Regions from separate parts of the Mus musculus genome. Here region 1 is linked to region 2. A link is a loop called in an ENCODE intact Hi-C map of the cell type or tissue named here. Cell type or tissue: left cerebral cortex. All regions are shown on one strand.

The links. Hi-C counts contacts between places; a loop is a spot of excess contacts. Peaks named below come from ENCODE experiments on the same cell type or tissue, not always from the same donor. Only the 100,000 strongest peaks of a DNase experiment are listed, where the experiment ranks them.
Region 1: a loop joins it to region 2, with 2.5 times the contacts of the local background. A loop is called at or near these places in 2 of 42 quality-filtered maps.

Annotation. Positions count from the first base shown.
Region 1 is chr2:114,401,285-114,409,284 of GRCm38, forward strand. No RefSeq gene overlaps it. Among named protein-coding and RNA genes, the nearest start is that of Gm31146, 25 kb to the right of the region's middle. In left cerebral cortex, no CTCF peak of the experiment used is centred here; no DNase peak of the experiment used is centred here.
Region 2 is chr2:114,268,664-114,276,663 of GRCm38, forward strand. No RefSeq gene overlaps it. Among named protein-coding and RNA genes, the nearest start is that of Zfp770, 71 kb to the left of the region's middle. In left cerebral cortex, no CTCF peak of the experiment used is centred here; a DNase peak (open chromatin) is centred at 4,221.

The sequences.
Region 1 (8,000 bases), 130 kb after region 2:
CTTCTCACCATAATTATAATGGACTAAGCCTCTAAAATTGCAGGCCAGCCCCAATTAAATGTTTTCCTTTTAATAGTTGCTGTGGTCATGGTGTCTCTTCACAGCAATAGAATACCGACTAATACAGAATTTGGTACTAGAAGCGAGGTTGGGACTAGGGCACTGTGCTGATAGGTCTGACCATGTTTTTGTTTTTTTTTTTTTTTTTAGCTGAATATGGATTTTGGGGGCCTTGGATTAGGAAAAAATAGTTGAATGCTTTACTAGGGCTTTAATTGATCATACTAAGAGGAGCAGAGGAGACAGTGGTGCTGATAGTAAAGCAGATTATAACAGCTCTGCTCAAGAGATTCCAGAGAAGAATATTAATTAGTAAGTGGCTTAGAGATTATTCTTGTAATATTTTAGTGAAGAATGTGGCTGCTTTCTGCTCTTGTCCAAAAATGTTTGCATGAGGCTAAATAGAAAAGTTTCAGATCAATGGCCTTGGCAGAGGAGATTTCAAGGCAGCCTAGTATTGACTCAGTTGTGTGGCTATAGTGGTTAGTTTTACCAGATTTATAATGAACAGTAGCAAGTTGAGCATGGCAAATTACAAAATGTATACTTTGAACAGAAAAGAAGCACCAGGAAGTAAAAATGGAGATAAGTCCAATGTTTAAGGAGATAAAAAGTGTAAGGAGATGAGCCAAATACTAAATGGAATAAAGGGAGTGGTTTCTTCAGGGCAAGACCCCACCCAGCTAAGATCCCTACATATAAAAGGTATTAAAGAAAAGCTTATGGTTGAGCATGGTTCTACACACCTTTAATCCCAGTACTCCAGAGGCAAAGGCAGGCGGATCTCTGAGTTTGAAGTCTGCCTGGTATATAGAAGATATTCCAGGACACCCAAACTTGGACAGTGAAGGAAGCCATTGAAAGCATAAAGCTGGTAGAAATGTATTTGAACAAGGGGGTCATATTCCAGGCCCAGCAAGCAGTAGAACTAGACAGCGTCATTCACATCATTCTGGCTTTAGAGTCAAGGATGCGTGAAAGAAGTTGTAGAGTCTCCCTCCATGGCTAAGGAAACCTTTGAGATCAGATATATGTCAGGGGTTCTGATGGAGTCCTAGAGAGGCTATGGTGAGAAGCTGTGAAGATGAAGCTTGGAGAGCCTCAGAGACCACAAGATGTTAGTGATACCAGAACCTTGGGATACCAGTAAGGAAAGCTGCAGACCAGATGTGGAACCATCCCAAGAGAGAGAAGTGTGTGGTAGTGAACAAAAATGGAAGAAGTTGGAGATCTCAAGAACACTTTGTTATCAGACATGGAGATTTGGCATCAGACATGAAGTTTTTCCCAGCTGTTTGTTGTTGTTGTTTCTTTGTTATTGTTTGTTTTTGTTTGTTTTCTGGATTTTGTTGTTGTTGTTTGTTTGTTTTTGGTCTTATTTTGGTCAAGTATTTCCCCACTGTGCTCCTTTTCCTTCCCTTTGCTATGGCAATGCATGTTCAGTGTCAATGTGTGTTGGAAGTACATGATCTGCTGTTTTTACGTTTACAGGGGTTTATAGTAAAGACATTTCCATGAGTCTCAGACTTTGAACTTGAAATTTGGGCTTTTATATAGTGTTAATACTGTGAAGGACTATGGGGACTTTTGGAATTGGACTGATGCATTTTGCATTATGAAATTACTAGAAGCCTGTGGGGGCCAGGAGAATGGGATGTGGTGGCTTGAATAAGAATGACTCTCATAACACTCCTCCATTGTTGGTGGGATTGCAGGCTTGTACAACCAATCTGGAAGTCAGTCTGGTGGTTCCTCAGAAAATTGGACATAATACTACCGGAAGATCCAGCAATACCTCTCCTGGGCATATACCCAGAAGATGTTCCAACTGGTAATAAGAACACATGCTCCACTATGTTCATAGCAGCCTTATTTATAATAGCCAGAAGCTGGAAAGAACCCAGATGCCCCTCAACAGAAGAATGGATACAGAAAATGTGGTACATTTACACAATGGAGTACTACTCAGCTATTAAAAAGAATGAATTTATGAAATTCCTAGGCAAATGGTTGGACCTGGAGGGCATCATCCTGAGTGAGGTAACACAATCACAAAAGAAGTCATTAGATATGCACTCACTGATAAGTGGACATTAGCCCAGAAACTTAGAATACCCAAGATATAATTTGCAAAACACAAGAAAATCAAGAAGAGGGAAGACCAACGTGTGGATACTTCATTCCTCCTTAGAATAGGGAACAAAATACTCATGAAAGGAGTTACAGAGACAAAGTTTGGAGCTAACAAGAAAGAATGGACTATCCAGAGACTACCCCACCAGTGGATCAATCCTATAATCAGCCACCAAACCCAGACACTATTGCATGTGCCAGCAAGATTTTGCTGAATGGACTCTGGTATAGCTGTCTCTTGTGAGGCTATGCCAGTGCCTGGCAAATACAGAAGCTGATGCTCACAGTCATCAAAGTTGGAACACAGGGCCCCCAATGGAGAAGCTAGAGAAAGCACACAAGGAGCTGAAGGGGTCTGCAACCCTATAGGTGGAACAACAATATGAACTAATCAGTACCCCCAGTACTCGTGTCTCTAGCTGCATATGTATCAGAAGATGGCCTAGTCAGCCATCACTGGGAAGAGAGGCCCCTTGGTCTTGCAAACTTTATATGCCAAAGTACAGGGGAATGCAAGGGCCAAGAAGTGGGAGTGGGTGGGTAGGCGAGCAGGGCAGGGGTAGGGTATAGGGAACTTTCAGGATAGCATTTGAAATATAAATAAAGAAAATATCTAATAAAAAAATAGGAAAATAACACATGACCCTCATAGGCTGAAAAACTTGAATTCTTGGTCATTAGGAGGTATGGCTTTGTTAGAAAGAGTGTGTCACTGGAGGTGGGCTTTGGGGTTTTAGAAACTGAAGCTAGCTCCCCTTTTCTCTTTCTTCCTGACTGCAGATCATGATGTAACTCTCAACGAATTTTCCAGCACCATGCCTGCTTGCATGTGCACCAAGGCCCCACGATGATAATGAACCAAGACTGGGAAGCTGTAAACTAGACCCCAGTTAAATTCTTTCCTTTATAAGCATTGCTCTGGTCATGGTTTCTCTTCCCAGCAACAAGACAGAGACTCAGATAACCCATAAAATTCAAATCAAGTCACATTGAAATATGTGCATGGACTGTTTAGGCATTAAGAGAATTTTTAAAAAATAAAACTCCAAATTGATTTATAAGCCAGTGGCTCAACAGTTGAGTTTGTAACAGATTGTAAGAAACCAGATTTTTAAAGAAATGATTGTTTGCCATTTCAAGAGTGGTAAAGGAATACAGTGCAGAGAAGTAAAAATTGCCACTGATTTTTATTGTGACATTAGCTAGTTTTTACAGATGACAGAGATATTTGGTCACTTAACTGACAGGTAACAAAGGCAAAAGTGAGCTTATTCTCTGGTCAGCTCTAAAGCTCATGAGTTCAAGTGCAATACCTAACACCTCACGCCCCTATTCAGTGTTACAGACTGTATGTCACAAGGGATACTGTTGTCCTTGGGTTGGAATGAATGCCTATTAATATGAGTTGGTTGTTTGAGTTTTCCTTTGTAGCTTCCTCTGGATGGTTCACCACACCTACAGTTTCTCCTATTTTCTTCATTTGAAAATCCAATCTGAAAGACCACTAAACTGTGAGATGTTGTAGAGACTTTACAGGAAAAACGATATTTCTACTTACAAAATTACTTTACTGGTAGAAGCTGCTTTTCCTCACTACTGAGCAACATTTTATTATGACACTTCAATATTCTTTTTGCTTTAATTATGCAAATGGCACACCATCTTCAAAGAGACAGTGCTACTGAGAACCTAGTGACTGGTGGAATCAGATCCCAGATATGGCTACTCAACACTGATAGTGTTTGGACAAACATTTTCTCCCATTTCTGTGATTCTGTCTTTATTGCCTCGGGATTGTTAGAATAGACAGTGTTTCCTACATAATACTGTCACTTAATTCCATTTAATCTATAAGTATTTATAAGCTAGTTTTATTTGTCTTAACAGTTTATGAACTACTTCACGACAGCAACTAATATATTATCTTACAAAAAAGCCAATAATTATTTGATGGAAGATTCAAAATACTTTCCATAAATGCTTGGGTATTTAATGCTCAAGAACAACAGGTTTAGGTTATAAGTCATCACTGTGGGGAAAGCTTTGAAGGATAAACACTTTTAGTTTTTAAGCTCCTTGAAGATAGAAGCTACATACAAATGTCAACACTTCATGCTCAGGTAAGGTTTGATATACCAAGCAACATTAACTACTGCTTATGAATCAATATAAAATGGCAAAGATTCATAACCAACCAATATATCAAAATGCTAAGTTACAGCTTGCTCAGACAGTTGGTACCCTCTTCTTACCTCCTTTCTGGAAGTCAGGAGAGTCCCTTGAATGACCTCTTTAAACGCTAGGCTTGTTCTATCACATTTTTGCACCAAAGATTTTTCCCTTCTGAAAGCTAGAGTTTCTGAATGACTGATTGGTGAGGTATATCTAGACACATGGGTACAAATGCCATGTAGCCACGGATTGATGTGCTCGCTCTTTCAAGAACACATTCATTTTATCTATTCTTACTCATACAATTTATTCATCCCATGATGCATCTATACATCTATTATCACTGTCTTTCAATCTTTAAGCAGGTGAACAGATAAAAAGTTAATGTCTACATAGTGGTAAGGCAAGCCTATCTGAAGGAAAGAAGTGATCACTTTAGTATACATTTAATATAATATATTATATATACTAATATAATATATATCTTCCATACCTATATGTTAATATACATACATCCAAATATAATATATATTTCTTCTAACAAGGTTTATTTTGCTATTATTAATGACAAATTTAAAACATTTTTTGAATCTGAGCCCAGATAGTTTGAGTTGACAAAATGAAGGACAAGAGCTGTCTCTAGAGAACTGTTCATCTCAGGGATGCTATAGGGTCAGGAAACCAAATTTCTAATAGGATCCTACAAACTTTGTAAAGTCTGTTAATTTTTGGAATTCAAAAGTAAACTGTGGCATTTAACTAGATAGCTTTGAAGGTTCCCTCCAGTGACAGTGTTCTAAGATTTTGTAACTACTATTGACAGTAATATGAAGAAATCTGATGTTTTGAAAAATTCAGACCCTTATATTCTGGCAGAAGGCTAGTCACAGTTCACATTACTAATATAATTTAAATATGGGCAATTCATAAAATAATTAGTGATATTACTCATCATTCTGTGAAGCCAGAAATAGTTATTGAATGTGAATATCATTTAGAAGCAAATATTAATCTTATGAATATTTTGGGCTTGTTTACAGTGAGGTAAAGAGTGAAAATTATCAAGAAAAGTACGAATTCCTTTAAAATTTTTGTTACCCTCTCCAATTACAAAGAAGAGGATATCTTGTTCGATGTAAAAGTTATTTGTCCTGCCCAAAGGCAATTTGCATATGACTTACACACCAGTGGACTGAACTCTCAAATCACATAACACAAGACACTTTAACTTCTTCATATACTGAAGCATTTTGAAGCATCTTAATATAACATTTCCCTACAATAAAAGTGTTATATATCGCTCTTACAATTACAGAGCTCAACTAAGGAGTATGATCCTGAAAATTTTCGAACAATAAGAATCCAATCATGTACAAGATTCAAGCACTCGTCGACAGGTTAACATTTATTAAAACACATGGGTGGGCATTAGTTCTTCACTAATCAGTCCAAATATCTACCGAGCGCTTAGGTTCCAGCTATACTTTTGCTCTCCTGAATATCTTTACTGAAAATGGCACACCTTTCAGATAATAACCTGGACATCCAGTTACCCCCTTCCCATATTTTGTTCCCATCAGCACCACCCACTCTGTCAGCATCTCTTTCTCCACCTGTGTCTTTCTTTCCAGTTGTATATTTTTCTTCAAAGCTCTGCCTGCCTTTCACTGAGCAATAGGATTAGCACCAGACTGCAGCGAGCAATTTGTTCATCCTTGGAGAGCACATTTGCACTCCCCCATGATACAGGCATTTAAATGATTTTATTCGTTCACCTGTGTTGAACATTAAGGGGGTAAATTTTCAGTCCAGGGATTTGGCTTTAAAACTCCAATTGATGTTAATGAGAATTGGTAATGATCCCCTTCTTCTTAATTAGTGGCCCCATACCTGTGAATGTAGGAGGCATAGTCTTGACTCTGGGAGCTTAACGAGGTGATAACAAGGAGAGAATGTTTAAGCCTGGATTTGGGCCTGGTCCATGCTTCCCTGTGCAAACACACTTAAGGAGCTCCTGCTTTAAAGCAAATGTACGACCTAGCTTTTACGGCCGTGTGGACCTTCCCTAAGAACAAGTCCTCTTTTCTATAAAAAATACTCTGGCTCCATAGAAAAAGAGGGTTGCAGGGGAAGTTGGGTCCAAAGAGAAAGAAGGCAGAGTTTCTCTCTTGTAATCCTCCAAGTTTTACACTGAAATAAACTACCTCTTGCTGACTCTGTTTGCCTTGATTAAGGAACACTACAGTTTATAAATTTAACTCTTCAATATGGTCAATTAAACTTCTAAATGTTATTCAGGATAGGAATGTTCAGGTAATAAGGCTCTAACTTTTATAGCATCTCTGCTTAAATGTTAGGATCGTGGGGTAAGTCCGGCAAATACAGTTTTGATCTATTTGAGCTGCCTTTTACTGCTGCAGTACACAGCCTAATCCAGCAAGACCCAAATGATCATAGAATAATGAAATTTCACTGTAGTGAGCCTAGGACATAAAAGTTGGATTATTGATTTCGCTTGAATGATGTGCCGCAATTTTAGATGCCAACAGAGTGTGGCAAGAGTCCTGCCTGTCAGCTTTCATTAGGGGGACTCACTTTCTTGCCATCAAGTAACTTTTACCAAGGCACAAGCTAAATCTGGATTTCTTAGCTTACTGAGAATGAATCTTTTTGGTTTCAAGCAGTTAATAGGAACTTCAGGTCTCAAGAAGGTCTGCTTCAGCAGAGACAGGAGAAACAGCTCCTCAGTGGAGACCTAATCACCCCTCCACTTGCAATTATCCTTTCCACAAAACCATATGCATCCAAGTTGTCAGTCTTTACTGTATTTCTTTACCTTCGTGAATATATATACCTTCATATGTATGTGTGTGTGTATATAAAACAATAACATAATTTTTAAAAGACAGGGGAAATACTTTTAAAAGAAATAAGAATAAGGTAAAATTCAATTTATTCAATGAAAATATGTCTAAGATATCAAAATTAACTATGAGCAAAGATGGAGTTGTTTTAGGATTAGAAGAAACTAGAATCAAAGCACTAGGCTCTTAGAGTGTTTTATAATTATTTGCAAAGAATTTGTAAGATGTTAGGAATTTGTTTCTTTACTGAAGACTAGGATGCAGTCCATACTTTCTGCGACTGTACTCCTTAGTCTGACCTTCAAATCAGTCTTATTAAATGCTGTGTGTGTGTGTTTGTGTGTGTGGGTGTGAGTTTTAAAGTCACTGGTAATTTTATGAGTATTATGAGAACTAGGGTAGTTTCATGATTAGAGGAAAAGTTGAGTAGTTCAGCAAAAACAGGTTATATATAAAGGGAAATTTTATGATTACATGCCTTATCAAAGCATAAATTCTTTTTATGGAAAAAAAGAAATTTTAGAGTGAGAGATCCTGATATAGTGTATAATTCTACATTCCCAGGGGTAACACGAACAAATATAAATTATTTTAGGTATAATTTCTTTATGGTAGAATGAATAATTATTAAAACTTTTAAGACTTTCTACCATTTTTATATTGGTTATCTTTTATTTCTTATCTCTTTGCAGATGAGATTTATAATCTTTGAATTACTTAAATAGAGTGGATCCTAGAAAATAATACTCTGCTCCAATTTAAGAGTTAAAG
Region 2 (8,000 bases):
TTGCTGGATGCCAGATGTACTTATGATAGGAAAAGCAGGTGGCTTTACAATAGCTGGAAAATGTTAAGAACTCATATAATAGACTTTTCCTGCTTTAAGTATCAAGTTGGTTGCTGCCTTATTAGGGTATGCAGTTTAAAAGAAGTGCCTATGCTTTAACTTAGACCAAAGATAAGTTTCCCATTTTAGGATTTCAGTGTTCATTTAGGGAACTATAATACCATACAGAACAAATCCTTTATTAAATCAATGCATTCATTACCTAGAATGAAAGTTTTATTCAATCACTGTATTTTGATAGACTAGGCTATTGCACATGAGTTAGAGATAATGGATTGAACACAGTGTCCTTGAAGGAGGGAAGCTCAGACTTTCCTTCATATACATTCCCAGGAGATTGTCAGTTTCCAGTGCCAGGAAGGCATTGAGAAGGCTGGCAAGGCGCAAGTCAGCTCTATGTGCTATAACAAATCAGTACATGGACCAGCTAACCATGTAACTGGTGAGAGGGAAAAATGGAATCGTTCCTGCTGAAAATCTCTCAGTGTCATCTTTTAACCGATTTAGGGCGATGGGCTCAGTTGCCTTTATGGCAAGCCAGCCAGGTGTATGGTGAGAGCTCACTAGAAGTCGTCTCAAAGTTAGTAAATCTGGCTTTGCTCTCTGCAGGCTGCACTCACTTAGTCTGATCTGTCCATGTCCTGTCGGCTCAGCAACTGGAGAGAGAGGCAGGAAAACTTAGGAGAGCTAAGAGAAAAGTAAAAAACCTGTTAAGCAGACATGCGCAAACACAATGCAGACACAGAGAGACACGCTAATAGGAATCTTCACAGCCTAATTCACTTAAGCAAGAGGGAAGCCAAGGCTTATGAGGGTAATGCTCACTTTCACATAACTGCCTAAAATGCGCCTGTGCACCAATAGTCTGATGTTCCTTTGTGTTCCAATGCTGGAATCATCCTCAGCACAGACTAATTTTAGCACCTGAAATAAATAAATTGTAAATTTTCCTGGCATTGGGCTACACTTTATGATGAGTATATGTGTGAGTAAAATCTTGATATGCAAATGTTGACATGAGGGTCTTTCATCTCCTAGGAGAAGTTACTTAAAATTCCAGTCCTAGGGATGATTCCTGCCATCATTGTTTATTTCTTGCACCCATGTTCTGGATACATATATGCTACAAAAATCTCTGAGAAATGCTCTTTGGCAGCTGATCTTGGAAATTATGATGAGAAAAACAACACCCACTAGCATGAATTGTTAAAAAATGCAAAAGATGGCCCTGCTACTTCTAGAGCTGTGGTAGCTATTAGCATTTGTTTGTACACACGAGTGACATCACCTTGTTGATACAAACTGTTTCTGATTGAAGTCTGAGGAAGCAAAAGTAATAAAGGAAGAGAAAAGAACCCACAGCTTTCTACAGACAGAACCAAGAAGGCTATGTGTGTGTGACATCTGTGTGTGGCATCAGTAACCTAACTGATGGTTAGGGTTAACTCCGCTGATCCAGCTGGTCATGCTGGTGTCTGCTTCCTCCTCACTGTTTGATGTGCATCCCCGCTGAAGCTTCTGCTGCTAGATCAAAAAGGATGACCTCCTGTGCTACAGGAGCACTGGTCTTCACTCAAGACTATACGAAGAACAGTGTTCCTCTAGTACAACCTCTAAACAAACGCCCAGTTCTCATTGTAAGGCTTTTAAATGTTCCCACCTTCTAAAGTAGAGAAGAAAATTTGTTGGCAGTTTATAATCATACTTTTGGATTCTTTCTGCAACATCAACCACATGAGTGGGAGGACAAAGTCTAACCACCCGTCTTCTGAAGCAGGCAGGATCAAAATTGGACCTGAAGAGGCCCAGGTTGCTGTCAATGTTACATCTACTCCAGCTTCCAGCAAGAGCTGAGATGCAAACTGAAGTGCACTGGGTTGTGTGTGATATTGGGATAATGTTGCTGCCCTTAGTAGGAGTGATGTGTAAGAGTGGAACAGAAACTGGAGAATCCTCCACACACAGTCTCATCATATTGCCTGAGAATCCACTGCTTAATTCTGATGAACAAGGGAATAAGAGAAGCTCTCAGTGCTTAGAGAAGGACTACATCACGGTAGTACACACATCCCACCACTTTCATGTGGAACTAATATACTTTAGATATGTTAGGAAACTACTGTTTTCTCCTTCTGAAAGAGCCATGCATGAGAATGGGTGGGTATTCGGTGGGTTCTAGAGTCAGAAAGGTGGAGAGCTAAGCAGAAAGCACTTGGTTGTATCCTTAACTAGGCTGGTATTTCTCCAGCTGAAGTGCTTAGAGTGTGCATTTTTAAATCATTTATTTGCAATTTTAATGGCAGCAAAAGAGGTTTCCCTGGCTCCTTAGTGAAATCTCTCTTCCATTTCCACTTGTAGAAAGTTCTCATTGTAGCAGAGATAATTAACGTCTTCACACTGCTTCATGAATTGCTAGGCACATTTGAGTCTGTATTAGTATAGAAGGGCAGCTGCAATTACATATCAGACTTCAAGACAGAAATGTGTATTGAAATCTGACAGTATGTTTGGGTGTACAAAATAAATAAGTTGTGTTTTTTTTTCATTTGGAGCTGTAGTACATGTAAACATATTCAATAATAATAAAATACTGCAAGAACTAGAGATATAAATAAAAGTTACTTCTTGTAGGGCATAGTGAGTGGAGATTTAAAAAAGAGGAGTTGACAAAGTGTTCGTAAAAAGAAAGAGCCTTGTAATATTGCCAAATGAACAGAGCTAAATAGGTGACATAAAGGCTTAAGAGGAAGCATGCTCAGGGGCACTGACACATGGATGTATGCAGTGCTGCCAGGACAAAGCGTGCAGTCATGGGAGAATGTGAAACATACAAGCCATTGATGGGAAATAGTCTTAAAAAGGTAGACTGGCCTCAGTTTGTAAAGAGCCTTGAACATTGTTTGAGTGGGTGTGGATATGGGCTTTTCCTTGTATGCAATAAGGAATTAAAGTACATGTATACACTGCACACACACACACACACACACACACACACACACGAGTTCGTTTCCACAGCTCCATGAAGATTTAAAATGCCTTTTCTCTCTCATTATACCAAGTTTCATCATCCAAAGGCCTATGTAAAAATCATGCTTTATGGAAACCTGATTTTTCCACTGACTCATTTTTGAAAAATAACTGGAGACCTGGATGTGCTAGACCTTGCAAATGTTTATCATGAATTTGATTTAAAGCAAGCGACTTTTGCAATTTGTTAAGGACTGAGAAGTGGTCTGGGCAACCAAGGAGTGTTGGGAAGAAAGCATCCATTATCTGAATGAACATAGTATGTATTTATGAGTTTATATGTACTCTGATTTATGATGTGGATATTCCTTGAATCTTTGTTCCATATTTTTATGCCTCTGTTTCTGAATTAAAATAACTCTCCCATTTTTAATTTATAGAATAAAGCAAATTAATTAGAGGCTAATTGAAAGTGCCTGCTATTCCTTAGAGAAGTTTCTAGAGGAATCTGCATTGATTCATGGTTTCGAATCATAAAGGACAATGGAAGTCATTCACTGTTTATTGAAAATAAGCTCTCATATGGACCCAGAGCCCTGCAGATATGATATTGGTGAGGAGTCTGATGCACACTATAGAACATGCACTTGAGCAATTGTGTGGTAAAATTGTGCTTTGTCTAAAAAGGCAGAGAGAGTCATCATATTGCTACGTTCTTTAATCCTGTGGACCAACTTGTACACGAGAAGTAAATGAACATTCTTCTGATCTCCAGCTCTATCTTCGGTACAGTTTCCATTTTGAACAAAGTTGTTCATAAGTTCTTGGAATTCATTCTTCTACCAAATTGAAAGAATTCATTATATGATTTTAGTGATAGGAAGGCAGTTCCAAGAGAAACATTAGAAACTGAGTGGTTCAGAGTAAGAGCCCAGGGGCAGAGTAAGCAGGTTCACTCTTCTAGGTGTTGGTTCAGGTCATCGAATCTCTTTGCACCTTAACAAATTCCCAGGAAGATTAAAGGAGATAATGCATGTATAACACCGCAGCAGATTTAAACAATCTGTTATATAGAAAAGAACAGTCTTTGCTAACTACAGGGTCCTGAAATAGACTGTGAATGCTTCAGAATACATCTGGCTCTTTCTACTTGGAAGGGAATGACTTGACAGGAAAGGCAAACAGAGTGCTAGACTAGACATATCTGCAAAGACAATTCCTCTGGTCAAAGAAGATGAAAGGATAATGCTGATGTAATCAGCAAGCTCCCATTCCAGAGGAATCAATTCATTCACAGGTTTCATCCAGCCACCCAGAAGAAGCTGTCTCTATATATCTCTAGTAGAAGCTAAAAGGACATGGAGTTTATGTTGTCAGAGGGATGCTTTGAAGCTCTGCAGCAATGCATGTGTTTCTATCCAGGAGCAAAGGTATATACGTGGCATTAGTTTAAACAAAAGGCTGCAAAGTTAATACTGAAATCGCATGACTGGCTTTACATCAGTGAATCAGGGAGATTTCAGAATAAGCATAAGCAGAGTATCATGTAGCTCTTATTTGACAGAATAAGTGCTATACCACCATGCCACCAGGAACATCCCTCTGGTGAAATGCATCATGGGTATCAGCAGCAGGGCAGGTACCATCTTGCCCATCTGTGCATCCATCCTGGGCTCCAAAATAAAAAACTAGAATAATGAGGAATTTTCACTATTGATTCTAGACATAGCCAGAAGAGAATTGGCAGCTGATAAATTTGTCAACCATAAAGCTTATCTCTTAGAGGATGAGACTGGGATAAAGATTCCTCTCTTTCATACTAGTCTTATACCATGAATCTTTTATTACTTAAAAATGATTTATTCTTAAAATTATGCACATTTAGGGAGGTACAGATGTAAATACCTGCCCACAAAGGCCAGAAGATGGTGTCAGATACCCTGAAGCTGAAATCACAGGTGGCTGTGCATCATCCAACATAGTGGTACTGAGAATGGAACTCTTGACTTCTGCAAAACCAGTACTTTCTCTGAACCACGGATCCATCTCTCCATTTTCCCTTGTTATATTTTCCATGAGGAGTTTCCTGTTTTTAAGCCAAGTGGAAATAATGTTAAATATTTGCCAGACTCAATTTTCCTGTTTTATCCTTTAGGGAGAATTCTACTTGTCGCACAATTAAAATGAAAATGTCTTTTCCTAGATGTGGAGATGATATTAGCTTACTCAAAGGAAAGTAATGATGATATTAATTGCAGAGGTACAACACGAAATAATGTACATTATAAACCTGCGGTTGTAGAAATGTAAAGTATATATTTTATCACTAAAGTATAAAGGCACATGAAGGGGAGGAAATTCTCATGAGAGTATCCATCTTCAGAGCACAATAAAAGTTTCCTATTTCTTCTCTTTCCTGAGAATTTCTTTTTAACTAAGGCCATCATAATGTTTCCGCTGTAGTTATTTGATAGTTAAATTTTGAATTGTCAGGAAATTGAGTGAAAAACATATAGTTTATGAAGAGAATAGCTTTAATGCATAGTTGATAGCATGAAAAATATCACAGCTTAAAGAAAATCTAGAACCTTCTATTGCATTATCCAAGAGCAAAGAAAGCACGTCAGCTTTCCTGTTAAAAAATTCCCTCCATGTTCTCAGGATTAAAAGATAGCTGAGACCCTTTTGTTGAATATATAATAGAGGCCTGCTTTACCTAACCTTTAGACTTAGAGGGATTTTATCAGTGAAAGTTTTAGTTTTAATGAATTCTTTCTCCAGTATAGTGTTAATTTATACTTGACTTGCTATGATGACATTTGTTGCCCACTATCTAATCATAAATTATGAGTGAAGAAGAAGCAAACAAAGTATTTCACTAAGTAAAATGATAATTTGTAGGAACTGAAGATTTTAAATTTGTGTGGATTAAGAAGAATATTCACCCTTGAATTTATTCCAGACTGAACATTGTTGACACCAGAGGTAAATATTGACAAAAGTAGGACTAATCAATATTGAACCTTGAGGGTCAAAAGACTTCATGTTTGGTATAATAAGCAACTTAGTTCAGGCATTAGAATGTTTCAGTAAAGTAACAATTATTAAGGGTCAGGCAAGGTTTCTATTATAAACTCTAATTTAGAAGCTTGTATTTTTCAAGAGTCTCCAAAGACATGAAATAGTGTCATGAAGCAAAATGGTGACTTGACTATAGATGCCAGAGGGAAAGTGTGGTCCTGAAGTCCAAGTTCAGATATGAGACCACCTGTGTTAGCTAGATGCAACATTCATCTTTTCTCATCATCTCCAGACCCAGAAACTTTGGGCAAGATGTGAACTTCAACTGAAAAATGTAAATGCCTTAGAAAATTATCTAACACCTTTACAGAATCTGTAAATTATAAAGGTTACCAAAGGGAGTGCTGTATCAATATGACCAGATACAGTTAAATGAAACACACTATACTTTTCATTTAGTCTTGTGTGGGACATGAGCATCACATGGAAATCATTCTTCACTCAAGCATACTTGATGATGTTGGTTTACTGAATTACTTAAGGGATTTCTCCCCCTTTTCTTTTTTTTTTCTCATGAAGGTAGTGTTTTAATTAGCTATTTTAAAACTTGCATTAAAAACATTGGGCTCTGAACTTCAAAAATCAAAGTAAATATAGTTTTAAATATTTTATAATGAAATGAGGATAACATAATAAATGGTAGTTATTGAAGTAAGTATTGCTTAGATTAGATTTAAACAACATGATTTATTCCCTTATCCTTACCTGCAAACTAACATGCAAAAAAATGTCTGAAACTATAAGAGCTTTAGCTCAAAAGGGTTCCAGTTCTCTTTTTCAGTTCAAGGTCCAACTCAAAAGAAGTTCTGAATCTGTAAATCCTTCTCTGAGAAGATACTAAGTGATCTGGCTCCTACAGCCTTTGTTCTTGAGTTTAGGATGTCTAGATACACTGGAAAAACAGGAGTGGGCATTGATCAGCCAGGGAAGAGGCATGCACTTTCAGTTTCCATCCCATTAAGCAAAATACTCATTAGTGTTTGGCATTTTCCCAAGCAGACACAATCTAGGTGTCCACTGAGGCCTCATTGTGCAGTTAAGGAGTTTAAAAAGACCTTCTAGACATCAGCTAGGGACAATTAAGTGATGGGTAAAACTACTCCAGGGTAAGAAAGCTGAAATTACTGGAAACAAACACACATTCAAATCAACTGCAAAGCAGACATACTATCTTTATCTTTAACATCAGGTAACTGTGCCAGGAGAGAAAAGACTAAAAATGCCACTGCTGAAGAATCATTCCCTTCTCAACAAAACCACAGTTGATGCTAGGGGAGCGTTCAGTCATATTAAAAGCAAAGTCACATCGAGGTATGAAGTGGAAAAGAATCTCACGGAAACCTGTTATCACACCATAATTATTTCTATCAATTACCCAACAAGAAAAGTAAATGCACTTGTTACCCACAGGTCATAGTAACCGGAGTTATGGCTATGATTTATATCCATGAAAACTTTTGAAACGTTGTATTGCTAAGCATCTATCCCCAGATCCAAAACAACTTCAGGAAAATATTACTGAAAGCAACTGTTTGAATGCAGGTCAAATTGATTCATCTTTTCTCCTCTTTTTCACTTTCTCCCTCCTGTCTTCTCTTCTTCCAATGGATCCATTCACTTTGCAAGCTAAGCACTATTCTGCTAAGCACCATGCCAATGCAGGGACCAAACTAGTGACTAGGACAGGCCGGGCTTAGGCAAACCTGAAGTTATAGGTTAGCACACAAAGCCGAAGCTTGCCTGTGGTATTTGTTGTCTGCATTAGAACAGCAATATTTGAACAGTTGTAATTAAAGACCAGCACATGAGTTAAACTTGAAACTCATTCCTCTTGCCTCTCTTCAGCTCTGAGGAGATGAATGACAAAGAAAGCTGTTCATGTCAAAATGTCC